Linked DNA regions of Homo sapiens: region 1 is linked to region 2. The links are chromatin loops, found by intact Hi-C in ENCODE. Cell type or tissue: dorsolateral prefrontal cortex. All regions are shown on one strand. Region 1 overlaps EPB42 (erythrocyte membrane protein band 4.2). Region 2 overlaps TGM7 (transglutaminase 7).

The links. A loop is a pair of places that touch in the nucleus more often than their neighbours do. Peaks named below come from ENCODE experiments on the same cell type or tissue, not always from the same donor. Only the 100,000 strongest peaks of a DNase experiment are listed, where the experiment ranks them.
Region 1: it touches region 2 in a loop (4-fold over the local background); 89 of 110 quality-filtered maps call a loop at or near these places.

The regions. Positions count from the first base shown.
Region 1 is chr15:43,208,536-43,216,535 of GRCh38, forward strand. EPB42 (erythrocyte membrane protein band 4.2) reads right to left here. Exons shown (of 13, transcript NM_001114134.2): 2 at 7,733-7,918; 3 at 6,560-6,793; 4 at 2,881-2,999; 5 at 1,800-1,904; 6 at 739-916; 7 at 102-240. Among named protein-coding and RNA genes, the nearest start is that of EPB42, 8.5 kb to the right of the region's middle. In dorsolateral prefrontal cortex, no CTCF peak of the experiment used is centred here; a DNase peak (open chromatin) is centred at 3,919.
Region 2 is chr15:43,287,561-43,295,560 of GRCh38, forward strand. TGM7 (transglutaminase 7) reads right to left here. Exons shown (of 13, transcript NM_052955.3): 2 at 5,889-6,071; 3 at 5,149-5,394; 4 at 4,419-4,537; 5 at 1-109. Among named protein-coding and RNA genes, the nearest start is that of TGM7, 11 kb to the right of the region's middle. In dorsolateral prefrontal cortex, no CTCF peak of the experiment used is centred here; no DNase peak of the experiment used is centred here; H3K27me3 peaks cover 1,410 bases.

The sequences.
Region 1 (8,000 bases), 79 kb before region 2:
CCATGCCAGGGCCATGCAGGGGGTGGGGCTCCTGCAGAGGTGTGCTATGCAGGGTTGGAGCCCTTCCTGGACTGGAACCTCATCTCCCTTGGGCTTCTCACCAGATTCTGCCTCTCTGGCCTTCTCCGTTCTGAAGTCCCTCCTCATTATAGTATTCATCTATGAGAAGACGCCCACCGGTGCCCTGTGCTGAGGCAAACGTGGTCACCACGCGGGCAGGGATTCCCAGGCATCGCAGCACTGTGAGAAGAGGGGCGGAGTGTCAGGGGGCGCTTGAGAGACCGGGCTGGGGGCGTGTGGGAGGCTAGGATTTTCAGTGTCTCCTCTGGGCACTGAAAACTTGGAAAGAAGAGGAGTGCAGGAACCTAGAAGTGGCAGCCAAGAACAGGATGCATGAAGGCTGATCAATAAGGCACAGGTTCCACCGCATGCGGGGCATATACCAGGGGAGAAGGCAACAGAGCATAGAACACAGCGCTGCGGGGCTGCTCTGCTAGGGCAGGGTTAGGGAAGTAAGTGAATTTGGGAAAGGAGTTTGCAAATGAGCCCAACTTTGCTGAGGGGAAAAGCAGCAGAAGCTGGCGGGAGGAGCTGCCTGGGACAACTACTTCTGTGTGATGAGATGGGGAAATGCGGCCGCAGGGAGGCAGCACCTGCTTTTGGAGATGTCCTTCCCACATGGGAGGCCAGGGAACAACCCAGGAGGCAGGGCACTCTACAGGAGACAAGGGGACCAACCTGTGCAAGCAACAGCAGCCAACACCCAGGCCTGGCCATCATACACAGGTCGGCCTCGGCCGGTGAGCCACTGCCGCAGGATGGGCACGCTGCCCCGGCGCTTGTTCAGCAAGGCCCCTTCCTGGGTGGCCTGGGTCTGCGGGGTGGGCAGGACCCTCTGCTCCTTGAGAAAATGCAGCTGTTTGGGGAAATGTGTGGATGTCAGTATGAGTCCCTTGGGCAGGACAGCTTCCAGGGCATGGGTAAGGAGGGCTCATCACAGTACTCCAACCATGGTGAACAGATCCCCAGCATTAGAGCCACCTGGTACTGGTTAAACCTGCATGCTTCTGGGCTCCATCCTAGGCCCCTGGGTCATAGCTCTAGGGCTGGAGCCCAGGACCCTCCTTCTTAACAAGTTCTCTGGCTCCAGCCACAAAGAGGAGCATTAGAGCTGCCCTTCCTTGGGGGCTGGTTTCACCGGTTCTTAGTCCTCCACCCTGACTCGTTTGAGGTGCTTTGCACCTGGGTCCTGGAGGCCACTTATCCCAAGCTTCTTTCAACTCACAGGCTGGCCTGGACTCTCACCATCTTTTCAGAGGGGACTTCAGCGGCAAAGAGGGAATGGTGAACACATGACTCCTCTGAGAGGATTTTTAGGGACAAGGAAAAGCACCGAGTTACCATCATGGTCTGCATATTCTTATGAATAATTTAGAAGTATAAAAGAAGTCCCTTCGATCACTGCAGCAGCAAGCCCTGGGTAAGATGGGCCCTACCCACTCCTTCCCATGGGCCTAAGCTCCAGGATGGGACTGGGTGTGGGGAGGGAAAAGAGGCTTAGTCTTCTGCGGGCTTGCATCCTGAGGGATCACACATTTCTTTGCTTTTCTCCCCGCTGTGGATGCTATTGCCTGTCTTTTTGTCCTCCTCGGACGCTTCTGTAGGAACTGTCCCCACACCCTGGGAGGAGGGGGCCATTTGTGATTTGGGGGTTTCTGAGGCCACGGTGGTGGGGCAGGTCTCTCAGAGGGCTTTTTTCTCACCCCTGCCCCATTCTGGTTCCCCAGCCTCTCGCTTACCAAGGCACCCAACACACGGGCCACGTGCACCGGCTGGCTCCACTTCTCTACCTGCTTGTCCTTGCTCAGCAAGCGCAGGCTGAGGTCAATGACATCCCCCTCGAACTGTTAAGGATCACACAGGGCCATGATGAAGGGTCCCCACACAGGGCCATGAGGAAGGGTCCCCAGGTCAGGCACTCATCCTGCAGGACAGCCTCATCATCTCGTCCTTCTCCCAGACCCGCACTCCACACCTGCCTCCCTTGCCTCATCCCTCTGAGGAGCTCTGGCTCCCTCCCCCAACCTCTCAATGGGACCTGGGTTCCTTTTCCCAGGCATCCAGTCCTTTGCCTATCTGTTGTCTGACTCCCGGTAGGGTGTGAGCTCTCGGGGACCCGTGCTGTACTGTTTCGTTTCATTGCACTGCATTCCATTTCCATTTAGTGAACCCTGACTGTCCTACCAGCCCTGAACCGGGAGTGGAGGATACCGAGGCAGCTCCTGTTCCTGAGGAGCCCACGGTTTAGGACTGGAGATGGACACGCAGTGCAGCCCCTTAGATTACAGAGCACAGCAGCATGGCCAGGGCTCTTGTAGAGATGCCGGCACAGAGCAGCACAGTGGAGAGGCTCCCCCTGCCTTCGGGGATTGGGGAAGGCTTCGAGAAGGTCTTGAGAGATGGGTAGGAGCTTGCCAGGAGATAAGAGTGGGAAGCCCTTCCTGGCAGAGGGAACGTTCAGCCTGTTGCTCTGAGGATGGTGAGGAGTTGGAACATGGGGCGGTTCATGGGGAAAGGAAAGCAGGGTCCTGGCTGGAAGGGCCGTGGATGTTAGGCTAGGGGGATTTGGTCTTTATCTCAAAGACAGTGGGGATGTAACTGGGGCTTGATTTGCCACAGTTTTAAGGAAAATAATTCTGGGAGCTCCCGGAGGATGTTCTGATATGGCCCAGAGGAAGGAGAGGCACCACAAAGCTGAAATGGGCTAAAGAAATGGTCTCATGACCAGGGGTTTTTGGACCTACCAGCTCTGTCTAGCCTCAACATGCAAGGTTATGGGACAGTCACTCTACACACTCCTCCCCTAGAGGGCCCTGGTACCTGGCCAAAGTCCCAGGACTCTGCCTGGATGCAGTCAGCTGTACCCAGGTAGATGAGACCATTCTGGTTCAACAAGTACTCCATGCGCTGAGCCTCATTCTTCAGGAACACAGCATCCTCTGGTGAGAGGTGGGTAGGGATGAGGGCCTGTGGGGGTCCTAGGTCCACCCTCCACATCCAGGCCTCTGTCCTCCCTGCCGAGATTAGGTTTGGCTGCAGGCCACCCCGTCAGCTCTGGGCCTAATGAAGACTGAGGAGGAAGTCCCTCTTTCACTGCCCCCACTGGGACCCAGCCCAGAGTCCCTGGGTCAATCAGGGTGTGGCCTTTATGGTCAGCCAGGAAGACAAGAACAACCTTAAAAAGCTTGGCTGGCCAGGTGCAGTGGCTCACGCCTATAATCCCAGCACTTTGGGAGGCCAAAGCAGGACAGTTTGAGGCCAGGAGTTCGAGACCAGCCTGGGCAACACAGCAAGACTCTGTCTCTACAAAAAATAAAAAAAAAACAGCCAGGTGTGGTGGTACGCACTTGTAGTCCTAGCTATTCAGGAGGCTGAAGCGGGAGGAAACTTGAGCCCAGGAGTTTGAGGTTGCAATGAGCTATGATGGTGCCACTGCACTCCAGCCTGGGTGACAGAGTGAGAGACTTTCTCTTAAAAAAAAATGAAAACCAGCCAGGCGTGGTGGCTCACGCCTGTAATCCCAGCACTTTGGGAGGCTGAGGCGGGTGGATCACCTGAGGTCAGGAGATCAAGACCAGCCTGACCAACATGGTGAAACCCTGTCTCTACTAAAAATACAAAAAATTAGGTGGGTGTGGTGGCACGTGCTTGTAGTTCCAGCTACTTGGGAGGCTAAGGCAGAAGAATCTCTTGAATCCAGGAGGCGGAGGCTGCAGTGAGCTGAGATCATGCCATCGCACTCCAGCTTGGGCAACAAGAGTGAAACTCCGTCTCAAAAAAAAAAAAAAAAAGAAAAAAGAAAAAAAAAAGAAAATCCTAGTCGTTCACAGCCAGAACACTATCGTCCCTGGATAAATTGGCAACAGGCCAGGGAGCTTCCCAATGGCTTGTATGTCTTTCCCACAAATTCAATTTGTGACCAAAAACAGGTGTTTCAGAAAAAAGACAATTAAGCATAGGCTGACGGATGTAAGCAGAGGGAAGAGGAGCATTTGGCAAAACAGGGTTGGAGGGTTGGAAGGAGCAGCGGGGTTGAGAGGTGGAAGTCAGAACATTGGATTTCTGCCCCGGGGGTGTCCAAGTGAGTCTAGGGCTCCCTCAGTCTCCTCCCGGTGCCCCTCCTGCTTTCCTCATCCTAGGGTTGGGCTGGAAATCATGAGGAGGGTGGGCGACTTTGGGGCCATCACCCATTCTGGGAAGCTAGAAGCAGGAGGGCAACTGCTTAGGGCTAATCACTCTGACCCAGTGGCCGAGGTGGAGTGGACAGGGGTTAGACTAGTTTCTGGGGACTACAGAGAGAAAAGGATTTCCAAATCATCCAGAGGAGCTGCTAGGCTAACCTCTCTGGAGCCCTCCAGGGATCCATCTGGGGATGAGGGTCCTGAAGGCAACAGAAGGATAAGACACCAGAAATGAGGAAGCCCTGAAAAATCTGGGGCCTAAAATTACAGACCCATATGCCCAAGGAGCCCTCCACTCCTGCCTTCCATCCTGAGTACTCTCTGAAGTCAGCTAGGCATCACTGTTTTTTATTTTTTATTTTTTTGGAAATTACTTCAAACTGAGGTGTTTGGCCCCAGGATCTACAGGGCTCTAGGAAGTAGCTTATGAGAGCATGGGCAGTGCCAGCCTCCTCCTCTCTGCTTGGGTGTATGTAGCCCCCTTTATAAAGTGCCTGGCCTGTGAGCAGGGCTCCAACTTTTATCATAGGATGTAAAATGATGTAAAATTTCATTTTGAATCCCCATCTCCAAGCATGGCAAGATGACACTGAGATGCCAGGGAATCTGAAAACTTCTCAGTCACCTCCCAGATGAGCGGAGCCAATGACTCTCCCCTGCCCAGACAGAGACCTCCACCCACACTCAGGCAGAGAGGCCCTCCCTAGGCAGGTCCCTACAAACTGAGCACAAAGGCAGGACTCCTGGCACTGGAGTCAAGAGTGTGGGCACCCTGAGCCAAGCACTGTCCTAGAACTCTTTGCTGGGTCTTTATGGCGGTCACCAGGGCCTGGCTCTGGAAGCAGACTCAGGGTGATCTGGGGGTACACCAATGCCTCAGCTTCGGAGGGAAGCAGCTTGAAGGGCTTTCTGCCAGTCATGGAAAGTCAAAGGGCCTCCCCCAGCCCAGGGGCCCTGCATCTACATTCAACCACGTGGGGCACCTGGATGAATACTAGCTCCCATCTGCTGATCCACCTGCCTGCGCCCTTGGAGCAGGAAATAAGGGCCTGAGCTGAGGACAGGTGGGGCCACCTGAAGTCGGGGAGAACGCTGCCCTGGACAGAAGAAGTGGAGAGAGAACCCACTGGGATTTAGGTACCACAGAGAAAAGCAGTCAGGAGCTGCGGGCCAGACATGAGGCCAGGCTTAAGAACCTGGGAAGGTTCTTCCACCTCCCCATGTTTCCGTCAGTTTCCCAGCCCTGCCTTGCCACGGGGCCTCCTTCAGGCTGGCAGCAAAACTCTTGAGAGGAAAAGGGCTATGTACTCGTTTGATGTTGTAAAGACAGGAAAGCCGGGAGAAACTCTTTTCCATTCTCCCAACAAACCCTTCAGGGAGCCCAAGGTTGAAGGTGGGTGAGATAGATTTAAAAGCAAAGACAGACACAATCTTCAGAGTGGGGAGGAAGAGAAGATGGGTCCTACTTTGGGTCTTATTTGGACATGTATTATGTCAGATGGCCATTTCTAGACGACACAGCTCCAGCCACAGCTAGGGCTGAGCTTTGCTAGAGGTGGCCACGGTTGGGGGGGCGGGGCACAGCAGGTCACCTGACCCCAGGGAAGCCGCTCATAGTCTGGTGAACCGTAGGGTCCTGTCAGACCCTTGGGTAGGGGGGTCTGGAGAGCGCCCAGCAATCTGCAAGAACAGAATGAGCCGGAAGAGAGGAGCAAAGACAGGGAAGTGTAGATTTTCTGGGAAGCGGAAGCAGAAGCTTGTGGAATAACACAGACCTCTTGGGGCCCTGGTCGGCCGGGGAGCCTTATCAATTCAAAATGGTATATTCTTTTTCTTAAAGAGGGTCCCCCAGATTGCATCAGCTTCAGGTCCTGCAAAGCCTGAGTGCACTCTGGAAACAGAATAGCCGGGGAGAGAGAGAGAAGCCCATCCTCAGGCCACCTCATTCCCGAGGCCCTCTCCAGTTCTCACCCCTGCACTGTTATAATGAAGGGCAGCTTTCCCAGGGTCATCTCAGTGAGTCTCAACTCCTGTGACCAAAATAGCCTGAGCCAGCACCAGGGTCTGGTGGTGAGACAAGCTTTTGCTTTCAGTGGGAAGGCTCAACCTGCTTCTCCCAGGGGTGACACCAAAACAGGACCCTGGGTCTGAGAGCTGGTTCATTCAGGGAGAAAGCCCTGGCACAGACTGGGTGTTGGTGCTGTCCTTAGAGAGGGCTGCCACAGGGGCCTGGTGCAGGTGCTCCCTGCCAGAGCTGCACCCCAGCTCCAGTGTCTGGAGTCTCCATGCAGCCCAGGCTGGCCCAGGTCCAAACTTACCTCTATTCCAGGGGTTAAAAAGCAGTGTGAACTGACCCAAGAGGAGTTGCTTCCTGCCTGAGACCTGCAGCAGAAGCGAGTAGTGGCCAATGACAGCGTCCGCAGGTGTGGTCACAGAGATGGTCCAGGACTGGGCATCTCTCTCCTCCACCACTGCACTCCACCACTTTCGGTCCCCCAGACTGGAAATTGGGAATGTGGCTTGGGTCCTGTTGATCTTGGAAGGCTGCTCTCCTGTAGTCACACGGTGATTAGTCTGTCACTGGGACTTCTTGGTCACAACTCAGAGTAATAAGGTCAGGGTATTACAAAGATGGAGCAGGTGAAATTTGTTTTTGGAGGATAATGAAAGTGACCCACCTAGAAATGAGGCCCATCAAGAAAGAGTGATAGGAGAGCAAAGGCTTTTGGCACCCATGGACCTTCATCACAGTCTATAAAATGGGCATTGTAATAGTAACTTCTTCATGGTCCATGGGAGGACTGAATGAAATATTGCATGTGAAGTACTTGCATACATCTGACAGGTAGTATGGATTCAATAAACAGTAGCAATTAAATGTTGTATTTAGCCTGGGTTCGATTCCATCCAGAATTTTCTTTTTCTTTCTTTCTTTTTGAGACGGAGTTTTGCTTTTGTCGCCCAGGCTGGAGTGCAATGGCACGATCTCGGCTCATTGCAACCTCCACCTCCTGGGTTCAAGTGATTCTACTGCCTCAGCCTCCCCAGTAGCTGGGATTATAGGCCACCATGCCTGGCTAATTTTTTGTATTTTTAGTAGAAACGGGGCTTCACCACGTTGGTCAGGCTGGTCTTGAACTCCTGACCTCAGGTAATCCACCCGCCTCGGCCTCCCAAAGCGCTGGGATTACAGGCGTGAGCCACCACACCCGGCCCCATCCAGAATTTTCTACAAAGCTACTATTATATTTGCAACTGAAAAGAAGCTCTTGGTGATGCTGCTGCTAGGCAGCTTCTGAGTCATCATAAACAATATTTACCAGGCACATAATCTCGTGGCACCCTCATGACTGCCCTGCCAGGTGGGCAGGACTTCTTACGGCCCAGCTGCAGTGTGGGCCATTTGTCCCTTGATTCCCTAACAGGGTGCTGGAGAGAACAGAGAACCCCCCAGGCCTGCTGCCAAAGGAGTCTAGGCCTGACTCACTAACCAGTTTGTGCAGTGAGGGCCACCTTCTTCAGGGCAGGCAGAAATGCACGGACTGGAGCGCGGAAGTACAGGATGATGGTGAAGGGCTGCCCCCTCCTCACAAAGAGGCGCCGGGAGCTGAGGGCCTTGGTGTGGTGCTCCTCATTGTTTCTTGCTGCCTGAAAGTCACAGCTCTTGATACCCAGGGCTGTTGTGGGAAAGAGAGAAGTCACGGAAACTAAGTACATGTGACAATGTAAGTACAAGCAGAGATTCTGGAGTCAGAGAGA
Region 2 (8,000 bases):
ACACATACACCACGTCGTTCCGCTGGGAACAGTCTTTGGCCGGGTTCTTTAAGTGATACAGGCTCTTGTTCAGGATCTCAAAGCAGATGTCTATGATGTCCTCTTCAAACTTCCAAGTGATTTTAAGGGAGAAAAAAGAGAAGAGCAAATGTCTAGACTTCTGAAACTTTAAGTCACTAACAGACTTTTGGGGATGGCATGTATATGGGGATGTGGGGGCAGGGGGAGGGCGCTAAATATAAGACAAGTTCCTGCCTTTGAAGAGCTTATAAATCAAATTGGGAATGTATTAGGTTTGAAATTCTGAAACACTAAACTGCGTGGTTCTGATGAAAAATGGAAACAGAATTCGGAGAGTGAGAGACCCCCCTCGGCTGAACAGATGAGAGAAGGCTTTGGTGCCAATGGGCTTTGATGGACTGGGTGGGCAGGAAGAGGAGAGTGGGCATATTTACCTGAGGTCTTTGAGCATGGTGGGTATCAAGGACTTAGACTCCTATCTGGAGGACTTGAAGAAGCAGGGAAGGGATCAGAGCAGAAAAAGTCTAGAGATCAATGTAGGGCCACACGTGCCAGTCTTGAAATCAGGTAGAGGAGCTCAGAGCAGACGCTGCGGGCCCTGGAGGAGCCAGGGTGGGCTCATAATAGACGTGCACAATGTTTGTCACAATGCTTTGGCTGCCAAATGCACAGGTATTTGTCTCAGTTTCAAAGAGGGTCACAGGTCGCCACGGTTGGAGAATGGGGAAAACGTGCTCTCCCTCAGCAAGGCTTCCCCCACCTCTTCCCTTTTGGAGTTTGTGGACAGGACTGAGGTGGCAGTGGGAAGGAGAGAGAAACTACGCCTGCGGGGGTTGAGAGTGGAAACGTTGCCCAGAGCCAAGTTCCCCCTCTCTACGTTGACTGGATATTGGATGTTATTAAAGAATTACTATTCTTTTTTTTTTCCGTTACAATCATGTATTCTGATTAAGTTTTGCAGAAAGAGTCATCATCTTTTACATGACTATATTCTGAAGTACTATTGGATTAAATATGCTGAAGTGTTACTGGATTAAATAATATGGTATCTGTAATTTGCTTAAAAAAAAATTTGCCGGCAGCAGTGGCTGTAATCCCAGTACTTCGAGAGGCCGAGGCAGGTGGATCACCTGAGGTCAGAAGTTCGAGACCAGCCTGGCCAACACGGTGAAACCCCGTCTCTACTAAAAATACAAAAATTAGCCGGGCATTATGGCTCGCACCTGTAGTCCTAGTTACTCAGGAAGCTGAGGTGGGAGAATCACTTGAACCCAGGAGGTTGCAGTGAGCCAAGATCATGCCACTGCACTCCAGCCTGGGCAACACAGTGAGACTCTATCTCAAGAAAAAGAAAAAAATCTAGTGGTGGAGTGGGGAGTGGGGATGGAGGCAGAAGAGTACAGACCAGAGAAGGACAAGCTTTTTCTGTAAAAAACCAAATAGTAAATATTTTAGCCTTTGCAGGCCATAAGGTCTCTGTCTTTTTTTTTTTTATTCTACTTTAAGTTTTGGGGTACACGTGCACAACGTGCAGGTTAGTTACATATGTATACATGTGCCATGTTGGTGTGCTGCACCCATTAACTCGTCATTTAACATTAGGTATATCTCCTAATGCTATCCCTCCCCACTCCCCTAACCCCACAACAGGCCCCAGTGTGTGATGTTCCCCTTCCTGTGTCCATGTGTTCTCATTGTTCAATTCCCACCTATGAGTGAGGACATGTGGTGTTTGGTTTTTTTGTCCTTGTGATAGTTTGCTGAGAATGATGGTTTCCAGCTTCATCCATGTCCCTACAAAGGACATGAACTCATCATTTTTTATGGCTGCATAGTATTCCATGGTGTATATGTGCCACATTTTCTTAATCCAGTCTATCATTGTTGGACATGTGGGTTGGTTCCAAGTCTTTGCTATTGTGAATTGTGCCGCAATAAACATACGTGTGCATGTGTCTTTATAGCAGCATGATTTATAATCCTTTGGGTATTTACCCAGTAATAAGATTGCTGGGTCAAATGGTATTTCTAGTTCTAAATCCCTGAGGAATTGCCACACTGACTTCCACAATGGTTGAACTAGTTTACAGTCCCACCAACAGTGTAAAAGTGTTCCGATTTCTCCACATCCTCTCCAGCACTTGTTGTTTCCTGACTTTTTAATGATCGCCATTCTAACTGGTGTGAGGTGGTATCTCATTGTGGTTTTGATTTGCATTTCTCTGATGGCCAGTGATGATGAGCATTTTTTCATGTGTCTTTTGGCTGCATAAATGTCTTCTTTTGAGAAGTGTCTGTTCATGTCCTTCGCCCACTTTTTGATGGGGTTGTTTGTTTTTTTCTTGTAAATTTGTTTGAGTTCATTGTAGATTCTGGATATTAGCCCTTTATCAGATGAGTAGGTTGTGAAAATTTTCTCCCATTCTGTAGGTTGCCTGCTTACTCTGATGGTAGTTTCTCTTGCTGTGCAGAAGCTCTTTAGTTTAATTAGATCCCATTTGTCGATTTTGGCTTTTGTTGCCATTTCTTTTGGGGTTTTAGACATGAAGTCCTTGCCCATGCCTATGTCCTGAATGGTATTGCCTAGGTTTTCTTCTAGGGTTTTTATGGTTTCAGGTCTAACATTTAAGTCTTTAATCCATCTTGAATTAATTTTTGTATAAGGTGTAAGGAAGGGGTCCAATTTCAGCTTTCTACATATGGCTAGCCAGTTTTCCCAGCACCATTTATTAAATAGGGAATCCTTTCCCCATTTCTTGTTTTTGTCAGGTTTGTCAAAGATCAGATGGTTGTAGATATGCAGCATTCTTTCTGAGGGCTCTGTTCTGTTCCATTGATCTATATCTCTGTTTTGGTACCAGTACCATGCTGTTTTGGTTACTGTAGCCTTGTAGTATAGTTTGAAGTCAGGTAGCGTGATGCCTCCAGCTTTGTTCTTTTGGCTTAGGATTGACTTGGCAATGCAGGCTCTTTTTGGGTTCCATATGAACTTTAAAGTAGCTTTTTCCAATTCTGTGAAGAAAGTCATTGGTAGCTTGATGGGGATGGCATTGAATCTATAAATTACCTTGGGCAGTATGGCCATTTTCACAGTACTGATTCTTCCTACCCATGAGCATGGAATGTTCTTCCATTTGTTTGTATCCTCTTTTATTTCATTGAGCAGTGGTTTGTAGTTCTTCTTGAAGAGGTCCTTCATGTCCCTTGTAAGTTGGATTCATAGGTATTTTATTCTCTTTGAAGCAATTGTGAATGGGAGTTCACTCATGATTTGACTCTGTTTGTCTGTTATTGGTGTATAAGAATGCTTGTGATTTTTGCACATTGATTTTGTATCCTGAGATATTGCTGAAGTTGTCTATCAGCTTAAGGAGATTTTGGGCTGAGACGTTGGGGTTTTCTAGATATACAATCATGTCATCTGCAAACAGGGACACTTTGACTTCCTCTTTTCCTAATTGAATACCCTTTATTTCCTTCTCCTGCCTGATTGCCCTGGCCAGAACTTCCAACACTATGTTAAATAGGAGTGGTGAGAGAGGGCGTCCCTGTCTTGTGCCAGTTTTCAAAGGGAATGCTTCCAGTTTTTGCCCATTCAGTATGATATTGGCTGTGGGTTTGTCATAGGTAGCTCTTATTATTTTGAGATATGTCCCATCAATACCTAATTTATTGAGAGTTTTTAGCATGAAGGTTGTTGAATTTTGTCAAAGGCCTTTTCTGCATCTATTGAGATAATCATGCAGTTTTTGTCGTTGGTTCTGTTTATATGCTGGATTACGTTTATTGATTTGCATGTGTTGAAGCAGGTCTCTGTCTTAATAACTCAATTCTGCCAATGCAGCATGCAAGCAGCCACAGACTACATCTAAATGAATGAACATGGCTATTTGCAATAAAATGCTATTTGTGCACGCTGAAATTTGAATTTCATATAATTTTCACATCACAAAATATTATTCTTTTACAATTCCTTTTCAACAAGTAAAAAACGTGAAAACTATTCTCAGCTCATGGGCTAAACAGGCAGTAGGCCACATTTGGTCTGTGGGCTGTAGTTTGCAAACCCCCGGTGTTGATGAAACAGACTCATGATACATTGATCACTACTGAAGCTGAGAGGTGGGTACAGGGAGATCTATTGTAGTAGCCTGTCTACTTTGATTATGTTTTAAGGTTTTTCATAATAAAATGTTAAAAACTAAAAAGGAAAGACATCCACCCCTTCCTTCCTTGCCCCTCTCACTGGATGTGAAGCTGGCCAAGCCCCTCACACCCTCGCCTGTATTAGTGGCCCTCTATGAGGGCTGTGTAATATAACAGCCTTACATAACAGGGTTGTGTAAGGACCAGCCTTAGGGAGCCCACCCCAGGCCCACATTGGGTAATAGTGTTACCTGCCCGTAGTTCCAGGGCCAGGAGGTGATGAATCTTTCATGACCCTTGTAAACAAAGCCATAATCTCGCATGATATACTCCTGCAGCAGTATTTCACTTGGCAGGTAGACGTCGTCCTCTGAGCAGTTAAGAGTAGTGGAGGGGGCAAAACCCCAAACCAAAAAAACAGAGTATTAAATTAAAAAACAGTAACGACAACGTGTTTCTGGAAAACAGGAGGAACAGTCGATGGGTTGATAGCAACAGAAATTAAGACTAGACCCCCTTAAAGGTCTACTATGTGCTTTTCTAGAAGCCAGAAATACAATGTACACTTTAAAAACCAACGATCTTTTCTTGATTGTAAAAGTGACTGATTGTAGAGTTGGCTTATTGTAGAGATTCAGAAAATACAGATAGATGGGTAGAAGACAATGGAAACTGCTCACTCCCACTACTCAGAGACACCCACCGTTATGTTTTGGTGTATTCTAGCCACTCTCTCTTTCTGTGCATACTTAATACAATTAGGCTCATATTAGGAAATGTTTCAATGTTTTCACTTAACATCACGTCATGAATACTTTCCTCATGCCATTAGAAATTCTTTGTAAAGATGATTTTTGTGAGAGCACACGCTACTACATTGCATAGCTATGTGGCGATTTATTTTCTGGGCTTTTTCCAAAGAACCTCACAGGGCCTTCCCAATGGATCAGGTTAGCAATACAAGCTGTGGGCACATCCTACCTGGACTCCAAGGGTTAAAAAGTAGGATGAAAGTTCCCAGCGGGTAAGTCACACTGTGACCTTGGCCCTGAGAGATCTCTATTTTCAGAGTGTAATGGCCAATAACTGCATTGGCTGGTGTGAAAAGGGAAACTTGGAGAGAGTTGGAGTCAATGGTGAAATCAGAAGCGCTCCAGACATTCCCGGGCTGGACCCGGGTGAGGAAGAATGTGGCTCGGGTCCCCAGCAGCTCTGACGGCTTGGGTCCTGTGTAGGAGAGAATGACCCCACAGTGAGGCTCAAAAAACCTGTATGGTATATGATTCCAGGGGAGTCGGAAGGACCGTCACCTTCTCCCACCACCTGCTAATGCTTTTGGCTTTTACTGCCACCGAGTGTCCTCAGGCAAACCATTTAAGACCCCCAGGCCTCCGTTTTTTAATCTGTTAAAAGGGGATCATAATAGTACCACCTGAAAGTCTTGTCCTGGGGATTAAATGAGCTAATGTGTGTAAAGTTTTAGCACAGTGCTTGTTGTGTATCTACAGGTCGGTTGTTAACTGCCACAACCTCAGTTTGCCGAGTTGACCAAATCTCTCCTTAACAGCACTAACAGGGTCCTGAGCATGAGGGGTCTGGGGCTCCCAGGACAAGAAAGTGGAGGGCAGCTCAGGTGGGAAAGGCAGGGGCCCCGCAGGCAGACTCTGTAAATGCCCTCATTTTGACGGAACCTGCGGGGCCTTGGGACAGGGCAAACTCACCGGTCTCAGCCACAAAGGTGATGTGGTCGTTCTGGGACTGGAAGGGTCGGCTGAAGCTCAGCCGGAGGTAGAAGGGCTGGCCGCGGCGCACAGTGAGCCGCTTGACGCCCATCTCCTGCGTGTGGTGCTCCTTGTTGTTCCTGGAGCTCTGCAGGTCGACAGACTCAAGCCGCAAGGTTGCCACTAGGGGAGAGGAGGGGACAGGTCACGCCCACCTGCAGTCCCCTGGGCTCAGGCATCCCTTGTGGCTTCTCAGTCATTTCTGGGAGGTGCGGCGGGTGGTGGGGCGTGCGGGGGGTAGGTGGGGCGTGCGGGGGGGGAGGTGGGGTGTGCGGGGGGGGCGTGCGGGTGTGTGTGTGCGGGGGCGTGGGGTGTGCTGGGGAGGGTGGGGTGTGCGGGGGGGTGGGGTGTGCTGGGGAGGGTGGGGTGTGCGGGGGTGGGGTGGGGTGTGCGGGGGGCTGTGCGGGGGGAGTGGGGTGTGCGGGGGGATCGGCATGGGGAAGTGTTGATACTGGTGAATTCCATGTCTGGACCTGGAGCCACAATGATCAAGGATTGGGGTCCCCAAAAGGGAAACAATTCCAGATAACCGAAACTTAACCCCTGAAGTGCCGCTGCATGCTCTTAACTATTTGTTGACAATCTTTCTAAAAGTCACCCTTTTATCCTACTGATATAAGAATAAACATACTAGGATTTTGTATGAATTAAGTCAGTGAGCTGACTGGAAGCTGGGACTTCAGCCATAGGGCAAGTCCCTGCTTTGGAATTCTGGACACTCTCTGGGTCACTTGTAACTTACTTCTGACTTCTCAGCCATTTCCAGGTCTATGAGGAGGGCACTGCCTGCTTCCTGTGTGTGCACACCTGGTACATGGTTGTAAAACTCTCATAGCACAGTAGGCAGTGGGCAGGTTCTGGACTGACACAGCCTCAGGTCTATCATCTGGGCTGTGAGACCTCGAGCAAGTCACTTAATATCCCTAGACATCAGTGTCCTCATCTGAAAAATGGAGACAATTGTATTCCTACCTTATAGGGTTCATGTGGGCGTTAAGTGAGGATGCCCATGGAAGGACCTTGGCGTTGTGCCAGGTACAGAGTAAGGAGTCAATATTAGTTACTCTTACTGGTAGGAATCATGCGTTCTTGAATTGCATTTCTTTTGCGACCTTTGCTGGCAATGTTTAGATTGCATTTACTGTCGACAAAAGTTCATCAGGTCTTTCCTCTAGTAGTACATCAGTTTATCTCAGTGGTTCTCAACGGGAAATTCCGTGCCCTGGAGGACATTTGGCAATGTCTGAAGACATTTTTTACTGGGAAGAGAGGCTGCTAAGCAGCATCCTAAAGGAAAAACTCATATTTGCTCCCAGCCAGTTTTTGTGCCATTTGTATTTTGAACTTCCACAGAGGTTCTTAATGTTTTTGCATCTTTCCTACCTATCTTGATCCTTTTTTTTTTTTGGAGACAGGGTCTCACTCTGCAGCCCGGCTGGAGTGCAATGGCATGCTCCTGGCTCACTGCAGCCTCAGCCTTCATTCTGGGCTCAAGTGATCCTCCCATCTCAGCTTCACAAGTATGTTGGACCACAGTTATGGGCTACCATGCCCTACAGTATTTTTTTTGTATTTTGTAGAGACAGCATCTCCCTATGTTGCCCAGGTTGATAGATTCTGATTTTTTGACCCAAATATTTTACTTTTCCATCTCTAGACTGGCTAAACTGTCTTCCAGTCTTCATCTAAGTAATCAGTAATAAGATGTTTCTAAGCATTAGAGCCTAAGTTGGTGGCCAGTTGTGTATCATCAGCTCTTTCTTCCATGTTAACACTGAGCCATTAAGAAATACTCTTTGGGGCTGGGCACCATGGCTCACGCCTGTAATCCCAGCACTTTGGGAGGCCAAGAAGGGTGAATCACTTGAGGTCAGGAGTTCGAGACCAACCTGGCCAACATGGTGAAACCCTGCATCTACTAAAATACAAAAATTAGCCAGGCCTGGTGGTGAGTGCCTGTGATCCCAGCTTCTTGGGAGGCTGAGGCGGGAGAATTGCCTGAGCCCAGGAGGTAGAGGTTGCAGTGAGCCAGGATTGCCCCATTGCACTCCA